2 separate regions of the Homo sapiens genome follow, and region 2 is linked to region 1. The links are chromatin contacts, found by Hi-C or POLR2A ChIA-PET in ENCODE. All regions are on one chromosome and are shown on one strand. Each heading gives the region's core, a stretch centred on a gene start or an enhancer-like site at or near the end of the contact. The rest is flanking DNA. Distances are from core to core; before and after follow the strand shown.

Region 1 (7,102 bases), core at 3,266-5,765:
GAGCCCACCCAGAGGTGTTCCTTAATCAGCCACCCTGGTTCCCGACACTCATCCGTTCACCTGCCCACTCAAACCTCCCACCCATGCGGCCACCCAACCAGACCTCCCACCCACCCACCCACCGTCCACCCACCCACCCACCGTCCACCCAACTCACATCGGCCCTTCACCAACCACCATCACCCTGTCTGTCCAGCCACCCACCCACCAACTTACCAACTCCTCACACAGCCACCCAGGATCCATGCATGATCCGCCCACCCCACTGAGCCTCCCAGCCACCAGCCAACTTCCCAATGACGATTCACACACTCACCTCCCATCTATGCATTCACTTCCATCCCTCATATACACCCGCCCCACCTCCCCGTCAACCACCCAACCACCATCACCATCCAACTAGCCATCTACTGTTCACCACCCACCACCCACCCACCCACCCACACAGCCGGCCACCACCCAGCCAGCCATTCACCCAACAGTGGACTCGCCATGCCCCCAATCCTCACTCACTCTTGACCCCCCTGCCATTGGTCTACCCCTCATCCACCAGCCACATGCCCAGCCACTGGCCAGCCGGCCATCAAAACTTCCCATTCATCCACCCAACTCCCCAGCCTCCTGTCTGCTGCCCATTGCCCAGGAACACCCATCACTTCACTCCCCCTGACCCAACACATCCAACGGCCTACTCAGCATTCACCCAGTAACCATCATCCACCCAGCATCTCAGCCCATCGACCACCTGATCTCCCCCTTTCAACCCATCAGTGCCAGGCTTCCCACATTCATGCCAACCTCCCCCAGCCACATTCCCCTCCCTGCCCCCCAACAGGCTCACACTATAGGGTGCCCTCTGTGCCCGGCCCAGCACATGCTGTGCTGCTCTGGGGCCTACCTCCTCCTGTCCCACCACACGGCGGCCAGGCCCAGCCCCTGCAGAGCGGCCATGATCACATTGACATCATAGTTGCCGGTGCCCAGGAGGCTGCGATGAGGGTTCAGCCGGGAGTCTGGGGCCAACCTGGTAGTGGGGGTGGCCAGAGCTGAGGTGGGGACCCCTGGAAAGGCCTCCCCACAAAATGGGGGTCCCAGGGGCCACAAGTTGCCTCAGCCTTTGACTCTCCCCGCTTCAGACCCCACAACTCATCCACCCCCAAGTCCTGCCTCTCCTGCCCCAATTCTGCCCTGTCCCCAAGTCCTGTCTCTCCTGCCCTGACTCTGCCCTGTCCCCAAGTCCTGCCTCTCCTGCCCCGACTCTGCCCTGTCCCCAAGTCCTGCCTCTCCTGCCCCAACTCTGCCCTGTCCCCAAGTCCTGTCTCTCCTGCCCTGACTCTGCCCTGTCCCCAAGTCCTGTCTCTCCTGCCCTGACTCTGCCCTGTCCCCAAGGCCCCAGATGGGCTCTGTCTTCTCCCGCAGCCTCCAGCCTCCCTCCAGTCCATTCCCACACGGCCCTGGCCCTCTCCTGCTCTCAGCTCTCCCATGGCTCCCCAATGCCTTGGACAAAGTCCCTGTCCCTCCGCCAGTCCCTTCCTCTGTCCTTCAAGGCCCACCTCAGATGTCACGTCCTCTGAGAGGAGCCTCCTGACCTCCAGGCTGGATCGGGGCCCTGTCTGGGCTCCCCCAGTGAACTGAGCCACCTCAACGATGACAGCTGCCCGCATCACCCTGATTTAACACTGCTTGCTTCTCCCACGGGGTTGCCCTCACCCCTCCCCTGCTCACAGCCCACTCTGCTGCCTCATTTCCCCCAGGACAGAGTCCCACAAGGCCCTGCGTGGTCTGGCTCTGGTGGCCTCACCTCAGAGCCTCAGCACCCTCCTTCCTGGTCCCCTGTCCCCAGCCACATCCCCGGTGCCCACCGCCTCCCGCCCCACCCCCGCCAACCTTTCCTCCAGCTCTTCCCCTGCCTAGGAAGGCTCTTCCGCCTGTCACCACTTGTCTCTGGGCCCTGCCTCTGAACAGCTGCACCTCTGTTCCCTATCTGGACCCTGGGCAGGCAGGACATGGGAGGAAAACGCTCGTGTGTGTGTGTGTGTGTGTGTGTGTGTGTGTGTGTGTGTGTTTCCCTCACCACCCTTAGGCTGGCACTTGTGTCTGAGTCATCTCAGGGTCTCCAGCATGGCTTTTGTATGAAAGAGCTGATGGGTCCTTGTTGCGAATGATAGAGGAGATGACTAAATACCATAATAATCAGTCTGAGGGGCTGGGACTCTTAAGATGTCCGAGAGCCGGAGGAGGCTTGGAGCAAGAGGCAGGGGAGGCAGGGCCATCTCCAGGTGTAGAAAGACTCTCTAGGATCAAGTGGGGACTGAAGGCAGGGACAGACTGGAGGCCATGGGCAGGCTGGGCAGGAGAGGGTCAGGCCTGAGCTGGGGCCAGGGACATGGGGACAGAGAGGAGGGAGTGAGAGATGGTAAAGGAGTGATTTTTTTTTTTTTTTTTTTTGAGACAGTCTTGCTCTGTTGCCCGGCTCACTGAAACCTCTGTCTCCCAGCTTCAAGCAATTCTCCCACCTTAGCCTCCAGAGTAGCTGGGACTACAGACATGTGCCACCACGCCCAGCTAATTTTATTTTTTATTTATTTTTATTTTTTAGTAGAGACGGGGTTTCGCCCTGTTGGCCAGGCTGGTCTGGAATTCCTGACCTCAAGTGATCCACCCGCCTCAGCCTCCCAAAGTGTTGGGATTACAGGTGTGAGCCACTGCGCCCGGCCAAAGAGTGATGTTGGACATTGTGAATAGTGAAGAGGAACATTCCATGCTGGCAGAGAAGGAAGCCATGCCGGGCAGAAAGAAGTACCTGGAAGCCCAGAGGCCGCACAGAAGGGCTCACGGGAGTGGAGAGTCTGGTTTGAGGGGGGCCGTGAGGGCTGAAGATGCGGAGGCAGGCTCGGCCTCCGCTATGAGGAGGGCCCTGAGTAGGGCGGGGGCGTGTTTAGGATGGACTGGAGAGCTGTGACAGGGCCCAGATAAGAGATGCCTGAAGCTGGGTGAGCCTGTAATCCCAGCTACTGGGGAGGCTGAGGTGGGAGGATCACTTAAGCTCAGGAGTTCAAGACCAGCCAGACCTTGTCTCTAAAGAAAGAACCACTGGGCCGGGTGCAGTGGCTCACGCCTGTAATCCTAGCACTTTGGGAGGCCGAGGCGGGTGGATCACGAGGTCAGGAGATTGAGACCATCCCGGCTAACATGGTGAAACCCCGTCTCTACTAAAAATACAAAAAATTAGCCGGGCGTGGTGGCGGGTGCCTGTAGTCCCAGCTACTCGGGAGGCTGAGGCAGGAGAATGGCATGAACCCGGGAGGCCGAGCTCGCAGTGAGCGAGATCGCGCAACTGCACTCCAGCCTGGGCAACAGAGTGAGACTCAGTCTCAAAAAAAAAAAAAAAAGAAAGAACCACTGGATTGAGGTCTGGCTGGGGCTGAGGCCACAGGGACAGACAGGCACAGGAGGCAACATCTCCCCAGAGTCCCAGCGTCTAGCTTAGGCAAGTGAGCGCGGAGCAGAAGAAAGCCCCCAAGGCTCAGCGCCTGCCTGGCGGCGAGACCCAGGTGGGTCACTCCGCCAGAGCTCTGCTGCTCCAGGGGCTGGGGTGGGTGACGGTCACCTCTTGCAGATCTCATCGGCAGCCTCCTGGCTAAAGAGCTGCTGCTGCAGAACGTTGTTGAGGGCGTGGACAGCACACAGCTCCAGGCGCTGCCGTTCGTGGTACACGGTGGGTGGGCTCGGCTGTGCTCCCGGGGCCTGGGACATGCCGTCCTCGGCTCCTGCTGGGGGTTGGGAGGGGGAGAAGGTCCTCAGGGGCCCGGGATCTAGAGGTCCAGCCTCCCAGCAGGCCTTTGGGGCATCGCCATTGATTGAGCTGGGACTCGGAGCAGCCCAGGAAGACACTGGGCCCCTGACCCCGCTCCCTGGCAGTCTCCTGGCAGCACACGTCCCTCCATCCCTTATTCCTATTCCTACGAAAAACGCTGTCTCTTCTGCTCCCCTAGCAACAGAAAACCACCCTCACCAGGTCTCTAAGTAAAAGGGTCCCTATCATGGTCACCTAGCAACAGAGGAACCTGCCTCCCCGTCCCTAGGTAACCAGGGCGCTCTGTGGTTACCTAGCAACAAAGCCCCCTCCCCACCGCACTAGGTAACAAAGTCTGTCCTCCGAGCACCTAGCAATAGAGAATCCTCCTCCCCTGTCTCTAGGTGATAGGGTCCCCTCTGGTCTCCTAGCAACAGAAGACTCCCCTTCCCCGGTCATGTAGCAGCGAGGCTCTCTGCTCTTGTCACCTGGCAACGGGGCCCCCTCCCCAGTCACTAAGCAACAGGAGTTCCTCTTCCTATCACCCAGCAACCAGGCCCCCTCCCCGGACACCAAGGAATGGAGCCCTTCGCCGACCCGCACCCCAGCCACGGCGCTCGCCCTTTGCCTGGCAACGCCCCTCACCCCGCCTGCCTCTCCGCTCCACCGAGCCAGGGGTTTCCGCATCCCCTTCCTGGGCGGCGGCTCTGGGCTCCGAGTGCGGGGCGGGCAACACCGCGCTGACTGGGCAGGCGGGACGGACTACAGCTCCCGGTGATCCCCGCGCGCCGGACTACGACTCCCGTGGGGCCCCGCGGGACTCCTGCTCCACACGGAACGCCCGGGCCGCGTGGCCCTGAAGTCGGCCGTCGGGCCTAGGAAATGCCGCACTACAACTTCCGTCGGGCTCCGCGGCAGGTCCCGGAAGTGCGCCTCAGAGGCCCTTCTTTCGCATACGGCCGCGCCCACTACTGCTCAGAGATTCTAGGAAACTTAGTAGGTAGGCTCTCGCGATAGCTTCCTGGCGCCGCGCTCTCATGGGTGCTCGCCCCCGGCGATGGCGTCATGCGCGGTGCGCAGACGCAGCGTGACGTCACACAAGGGAAAGGGATCAGAGACGCCAGGCGGTGCGGGGGGAGGCAGCGGTGATCTTTACTGAGTCAGAAGGGAGACCCTGGGGAAGTGGGGCAGGGCAGGGGTGGGATGGTGGTGGTGAGAGGCCAGGCAGATGATCTTGTCTCGGGAGGGAGGAGGCTTCTCAGCAGAGATGGATCCCCGGCCTGGAGGGGAGCTGGCAGCAGGCTGCGGGGAGAGGGGAATGAGCGAATGAGACAGAGGAGAGATGAGGAGACAGACGCCTGGGGGAGGCAGTGGTGGGAGGAGGGGACAGGGCAGGGGGGCGGTGGAGGAAGACCCGGAGAGAGCGGGACAGAGCCCTGGGGGTGGACAGAGACAGAGAGAGTCTCGATCAGAGGCGGGCACAAATGGAGACATCTACAGTGCCAGGATTCAAAGTCATGGAGAGAGGTTAAGGAAATAAAGGTCAGAAAGAAAGAAAGGTCAACAAATACAGAACCAGAACTGCAGAACTAGTGAGAGCCCGGGACCCCCAAGCTCTGCAGAACACAGGAGCCCAGGGCCGGGGGAGAGGGGCCTGGCCGCACCCAGGAGGCTCTGCCAGAAGGCCGTGACGGTGGCGGAGCCGGTGACCGCGCCTGGCTCGGCAGGGTTCTCTCTGCGGGTGTGCACAGCAAAGCTTCGGCCCGTGGGGCCCCGGGGTCCGCTCAGCTCTACATCCACCACGTGCATGTCCGTGAGGCTGGGACAAGAGGGGCAGTCAGTCTGGAGAGCCTGGACTCAGCCCAACACCCTGCTTAGCTCTGCTCACCTGGTATCAGCCACGAGCACCCCAATCACCCCATCGAAGCCCAGGCTGGGGGCAGCCAGGGCAGCCGCCGCCATGGTGTTGGAATTTCGCGGGGCAAAGGGGCAGAGCCCACGGACAGGGCCTTCGTAGAGCACAGTGCAAGGCCCAGGGCTGTGGGCTGCAGCCAGGGGTCCCTCAAGCCGGAAGCCATCGGGGTGTGTGGCCATGGTGACACGAAGGCTCTGGAAGCAAGAGCCCGGGTTAGGGGGAGTGGGGTCTTTGCAGGCCTCCCCTGGTTCCTGGGGAGCCCAGCAGGCCTCACCCGGAGGCCCCCAGCTGCATCCAATCTCCTGATGTCCTCAGCGCCCCACAGGGCCCCTCGGGCCACAAACACGGCGTGGTCCCAGTGCTGTGAGGCCTCCAAGAGCTGCCGCTCTGTGGTCTGGTCACTTAGAGCTGAGGGGGACCCCACCTGGGGTGGATGAAGGAGGGGAGGGTTGAGGTCAGGGAAGGATATCCACTTCAGGGTGGGGTGAGACCAAGACAGAAGGGGCAGGGCTCTGCGTAAATGGTTGGGGTGGGGCTTACCAGGAGATTGGCATGGCGCAGGATTTGTGCCCCAGATTCATGGATTATTTTGGGATGGGCCACTTCCACAACCAGATCAGGGCGCCTGGGAGAGGGGAAAGAGGGCGGAGGGTCTTGGAGAGGTATTAGGCCTCTTCTCCCCAAGGTTCCCTCCGAGTCTACTGAGGGCTGCCCTTCTTCTCCCTGACCTGGGAGGCGAAATGAGATGAATGGGTTCGTCCTGTTTCACATTTGCTTGAACCAAGGCCCAGAGAGGGTCAGGGAACCCCTGAGATCACACAGTGGCTAAGAGAGCCAGGACAGGAGCTTCAGGGAGCTCCACTCTCCCATGGCAAGGTCACTGACCTTTCCCCAAGGGCAGCAAGGTTCTGGAGCTGCAGGGAAGGGGGCACGCTCCCTGCCATTCGTCCTGGGTCACGATTCCAGACAAAAACAAGTTCTAGGCCAAGTTCTGGTCCCTGAGCCAAGAGGCGGGAGACGAGGGACTGTCCTGGGGAGAGGGAAAGGAGAGGGCTAGAGATCCAGAGAGAGGGGGACAGAGACCCAGAGAGAGAGGAGGTGGGGACAGAGACCCAGAGAGAGAGGAGGTGGGGACAGACTCAGATTGCGGGGTAGGGAGACAGAGATGGGGGCAGGGCAGAGACACAGTGGGGTGGACAGAGGCCCAGAGAGAAGGGAGACAGAGACGGAGAGGACAGAGACCTGGGGTGGGGGTGCAGTGGGCAGACCCAGAGACACAGCCAGGGGCAGATAGAGAGAGAAAAAAGTGTTTGTGGAGGGCAGAGAGTCTTGGGAGCTTTAGGAAGGGGTTTGGGGAAGGAGGCCAAGGATGGTCAGGGACTCACCGAGGC
Region 2 (3,765 bases), core at 1-2,500, 580 kb before region 1:
ACGCCTGTAATCCCAGCACTTTGGGAGGCCGAGGCGGGCGGATCACGAGGCCAGGAAATTGAGACCATCCTGGCTAACACAGTGAAACCCCGTCTCTACTAAAAATACAAAAAATTAGCCGGGCGTGGTGGCGGGCGCCTGTAGTCCCAGCTACTCGGGAGGCTGAGGCAGGAGAATGGCGTGAACCTGGGAGGCGGAGTTTGCAGTGAGCCGAGATCGCGCCACTGCACTCCAGCCTGGGCGACAGAGACGGAGAGACTCCGTCTCAAAAAAAAAAAACAGTTGAACAGGAATGTATGAGTTGAGCTCTGTGCATAAGGCTTGCCAGACATCGTCTTATTTGAGTCTCATAAACCCACCAGGCGAGTTGATTTTTCTTATTTTACAGATAGGGAAATGAAGTAAGAGAACTTAAGTTATTTGCCCGAGGCCATCCTGGCAGGTCTGTATTTGGGAGAGTGCTGTGACTCATGCTGGACTCTAACCCACGAGGGTTTCTCAGAGTCAGCAGCTGGGGGATGAAGAAGTGAAAAGTGACTGGCAGGAAATTCTGCAAGCAAGGAAAGGGAAAGAGAAATGAACTGGTGCAGGTCTGCGGGAAGAGAATGAGGCTGGATCCTCAAAATCACAGGAGGAAGCAGGCCCAGACCTCAGAGGCAGAAAGAGAAAGAAACCAGAGCTTAGAGTCAGGAGGAGGAAACCAGACCCCGGAGCCACAAGGAGAGGGCTGGATCCCCGGCTCAGAGGGAAGAGGTCGGATCCCCAGCTGAGAGGGAGGAGGGTCCCGGACCCTAGGAGTGGGAAGGAAAGGCTCGGATCCCCTGATCCCCAGGAGGAGGGGACCCGGCTGCCTCCCGGTTGGGGCCGCGCGAGGGCGGGGCGCGGAAGGATCCGGGAGGGCCGTGCTCCGCCACCCAGTATATATCTGTCCCCAGTCCCCGGGGCCGCCTCATTCCCTGTCCTCGGATCACAGTCTCTTCTCACTACAGTGTCGCCGCCTCTGCCTGCGTAGCCCCGGCCATGGCTCTGTAGCCTCGACCCCTTTGTGCCCCCGGCCCGTCTCCGCGCTCACCACGCCTGCGCTCTCCGCTCCCACCTTCTTTCTTCAGCCGAGGCCGCCGCCGCCTCTCCTTGCTGCAGCCATGGAGTGAGTAACCGCTTACCTCTTCTCCAACTGCCTTTCCCGCCCTTTCGCAGCTCGTGGCCCTCTTTAGGGAGCCCTGGGGGGTGGGGAGTCGCGAGCGGGGAATCACGGTCGCGCAGGCGCAGAAGTAGTACGGTGGGCCGAAGGCGCGCGGCTGCGCATGCGCACTGGGCCCGGGGCCGGGTGGGAGAGTTCTAGACTCGATGTTTGTCAGCCCGCGTGCAGCTGGGCCTGAGCACTCCAGGGGAGGGTGTGTTTTTTTTTTTTCTAAACGATTCTTCGTGCTTGGTTGTTCCTGCGCAGTAGCCCACCAGTGCCCCGTAGTGAAAGAGCTGCGGACCCTGAATGGCCGCACATGCGCATTGATCCCCAAGAGGGCGGAGGTGTAAAGGCAATTGGACCGCTCGGGCGACGTAGCATGCGCCTTGGCCCTCGGCGCAGAGCCGCGTGTGGACGGGTGGCGTTCGGGTAGCCGTTCTCCGCGTGCCCCCTCTACCCTCCTCCACCCTCCCTGCCCCACGTTGCTCTGGCTCACAGCCCAGCTTCCTTCCTTTTAAACCAGGCACCTGCTGAGGCGGGGACTGGCTTAGATTGACAGGGCAGAAGGCGGGACCCAGAGGCAACCCTCTAAGTGGGTGGGGATAGAACCACTGTCGTCACGATGGGTGGGATTTCGGAAGCACATTGTGAGAAGGGGCGGGGCTAAACCAACCGTTAGTTGAGGGGTGGGGTTTCGATGTGACAAAGAGGCGGGGCCTCTGGGGAATCGGGGGAGGGGCGGAGCTAAATAAACAATGAGGGGCGGGGCTTGGAGGGGCAGCGGCAGAGCGAGGAGTGGGATTTGAGTGGATAACATTGCTGAAGGGCTGCGGCCTGGGGCAGTTCCCCTGGGAACTGGTTTGGGATGGAAGCTAGGAAGGCAGTGGGGCCAAAAGGAAATATTTTAGAGGAAGGGGCGTGGCTGGAAGAAAATGTCCCTGGGATTGAGTTTTTCCTTGAGGCGAAATATTCTGAGGTGGATGGGAGGGGCCTAAGGTAATTCCCCTGGGAGACCTTTAGGTTTTTTTTTTCTGTATTGGGGGAAGGGGTGGGGCATCGGTCCTACTTTAGGACCTAAAGAAATTCCCTTGGGAGTGGGTGGGGCTCAGAGATTTGGGTAAAGAAAGGGCAAATTTAGAATTCGGAGAGGCTGAGGCTTAGTGTTCTAAACGGTGGTTGGAAGGGGGAGGGAGGAGCCTCATGGACGTGCCTGGGGGTGTGGCTTGGCTTCCCCTTGATTTTGGCCGGTGGATGACGCTGTCCTGACCACACCCACTCTTGTCTCACGCGTGTAGGTCTTCCACTTTCGCCTTGGTGCCTGTCTTCGCCCACCTGAGCATCCTCCAGAGCCTCGTGCCAGCTGCTGGTGCAGCCTCTCCTGTTGCCATCAGTGCCCAGCACCTGTGCTACAGCCATGTCACTCCTGGCGACCCTGGGGCTGGAGCTGGACAGGGCCCTGCTCCCAGCTAGTGGGCTGGGATGGCTCGTAGACTATGGGAAACTCCCCCCGGCCCCTGCCCCCCTGGCTCCCTATGAGGTCCTTGGGGGAGCCCTGGAGGGCGGGCTTCCAGTGGGGGGAGAGCCCCTGGCAGGTAAGGGCAGGTGGAAGGTGGAGCTGGGGAGTGGAGGGCAGGGGAAGATGGGGGAGGAAGAACTCATCCATGTATTCAATAAATATTGAGTGCCTACAATGTGCCAGGCACTGTTTTAGGTGCTGAGGATACGGCTGGGAACAAGAAGAACATGGTCTGTGCCTTCCAGCAGCTCACACTGTGGGGAGTAGACCAGAGATAAATTAAATGAGAGTGTATTGGAATAAGTCAAAAACACCTAGCAGCTGAGCTACAAAATGACAAAGGGGACCTAATATAGAATGGGTAGCCAGAAAACCTTCTCCAAGTAGGTAACATGTTGACTGAGGCATAAATGATGGGAAGGAAGCCAGGCATGATGGCCTGTAATCCCAGCACTTTGGGAGGCCAAGCGGGGAGAATTGCTTTAGTCCAGGAGTTCAGGACGTGGGCAACATAGCGAGACCTCATATCTATAGGAAAAAAAAAATTAGCCAGGCATGGTGGCTCACGCTTGTAGTCACAGCTACTTGGGAGGCTGAGGTGGGAGGATCGCTTGAGCCTGGGAGGTCTAGGCTGCAGTGAGCCAAGATGATGCCACTGCACTGCAGCCTGGGCAACAGAGTGAAACCCTATCCCTTAAAATAAAAAAAAAGTAGGGAAGGAATGAGGAAAACACCCAAGGGAAGAGCATTTTAGTTGGAGGGAACTGTATATGCAGAAGCCCTCAGGAGGCAGGAATCATTTCATTCATTACTGTATCCCAAATGCTTGGCACATAGTGGGTTTTCAATAATTAATGAGTAAAGATGAAACAAGGCATATGTGCGTGTGTATCTGTGTGTGTAATGTGATCTAGTTTGCCTTTTAAAAAGAGAGAATAGAGACACCACAGATACAGAGTACTCGGTAAAGGAGATGTTGGAATGGTTGAAGAAATGCTTGGTTGACTGTTGCTTGAGTCATTGGTTGGTTGGCTGGTTCTTTTTTTCTTTTTTAATTTTTTTTTTC

Evidence for each region. A loop is a pair of places that touch in the nucleus more often than their neighbours do. ChIA-PET counts read pairs that join two places held with the same protein, here RNA polymerase II (POLR2A). Pooled maps may share reads with other maps.
Region 2: a map of CD4-positive, alpha-beta T cell shows a loop between it and region 1 (7-fold over the local background). The contact joins the promoter of NUP62 here to the promoter of JOSD2 in region 1. A Hi-C loop is called at or near these places in 2 of 168 maps with a recorded cell type or tissue (CD4-positive, alpha-beta T cell and chondrocyte), 2 of 37 single-sample maps with no recorded cell type and 9 of 50 pooled maps. POLR2A ChIA-PET finds 5 or more read pairs at or near these places in 1 of 52 experiments (naive thymus-derived CD8-positive, alpha-beta T cell).

What each region holds. Positions count from the first base shown.
Region 1 is chr19:50,506,676-50,513,777 of GRCh38, forward strand. It overlaps JOSD2 (Josephin domain containing 2), which reads right to left and starts at 4,516. Exons shown (of 5, transcript NM_001270639.2): 1 at 4,442-4,516; 2 at 3,611-3,773; 3 at 899-1,024. The coding sequence starts at 3,756. ASPDH (aspartate dehydrogenase domain containing) reads right to left here. Exons shown (of 7, transcript NM_001114598.2): 1 at 7,097-7,102; 2 at 6,597-6,741; 3 at 6,252-6,336; 4 at 5,986-6,135; 5 at 5,685-5,905; 6 at 5,461-5,615; 7 at 4,928-5,098. The coding sequence ends at 5,055. It overlaps LOC124904747 (a long non-coding RNA gene), which reads left to right and starts at 4,743. Exons shown (of 3, transcript XR_007067300.1): 1 at 4,743-4,796. RefSeq lists enhancers at 3,189-3,696, 3,697-4,203, 4,698-4,817, 5,121-5,710 and a silencer at 4,368-4,497.
Region 2 is chr19:49,928,254-49,932,018 of GRCh38, forward strand. NUP62 (nucleoporin 62) reads right to left here and starts at 1,251. Exons shown (of 3, transcript NM_016553.5): 1 at 1,073-1,251. ATF5 (activating transcription factor 5) reads left to right here and starts at 952. Exons shown (of 3, transcript NM_001193646.2): 1 at 952-1,147; 2 at 2,479-2,775. The coding sequence starts at 2,598. It also overlaps a transcript of IL4I1 not described here. RefSeq lists silencers at 782-841, 1,692-1,741.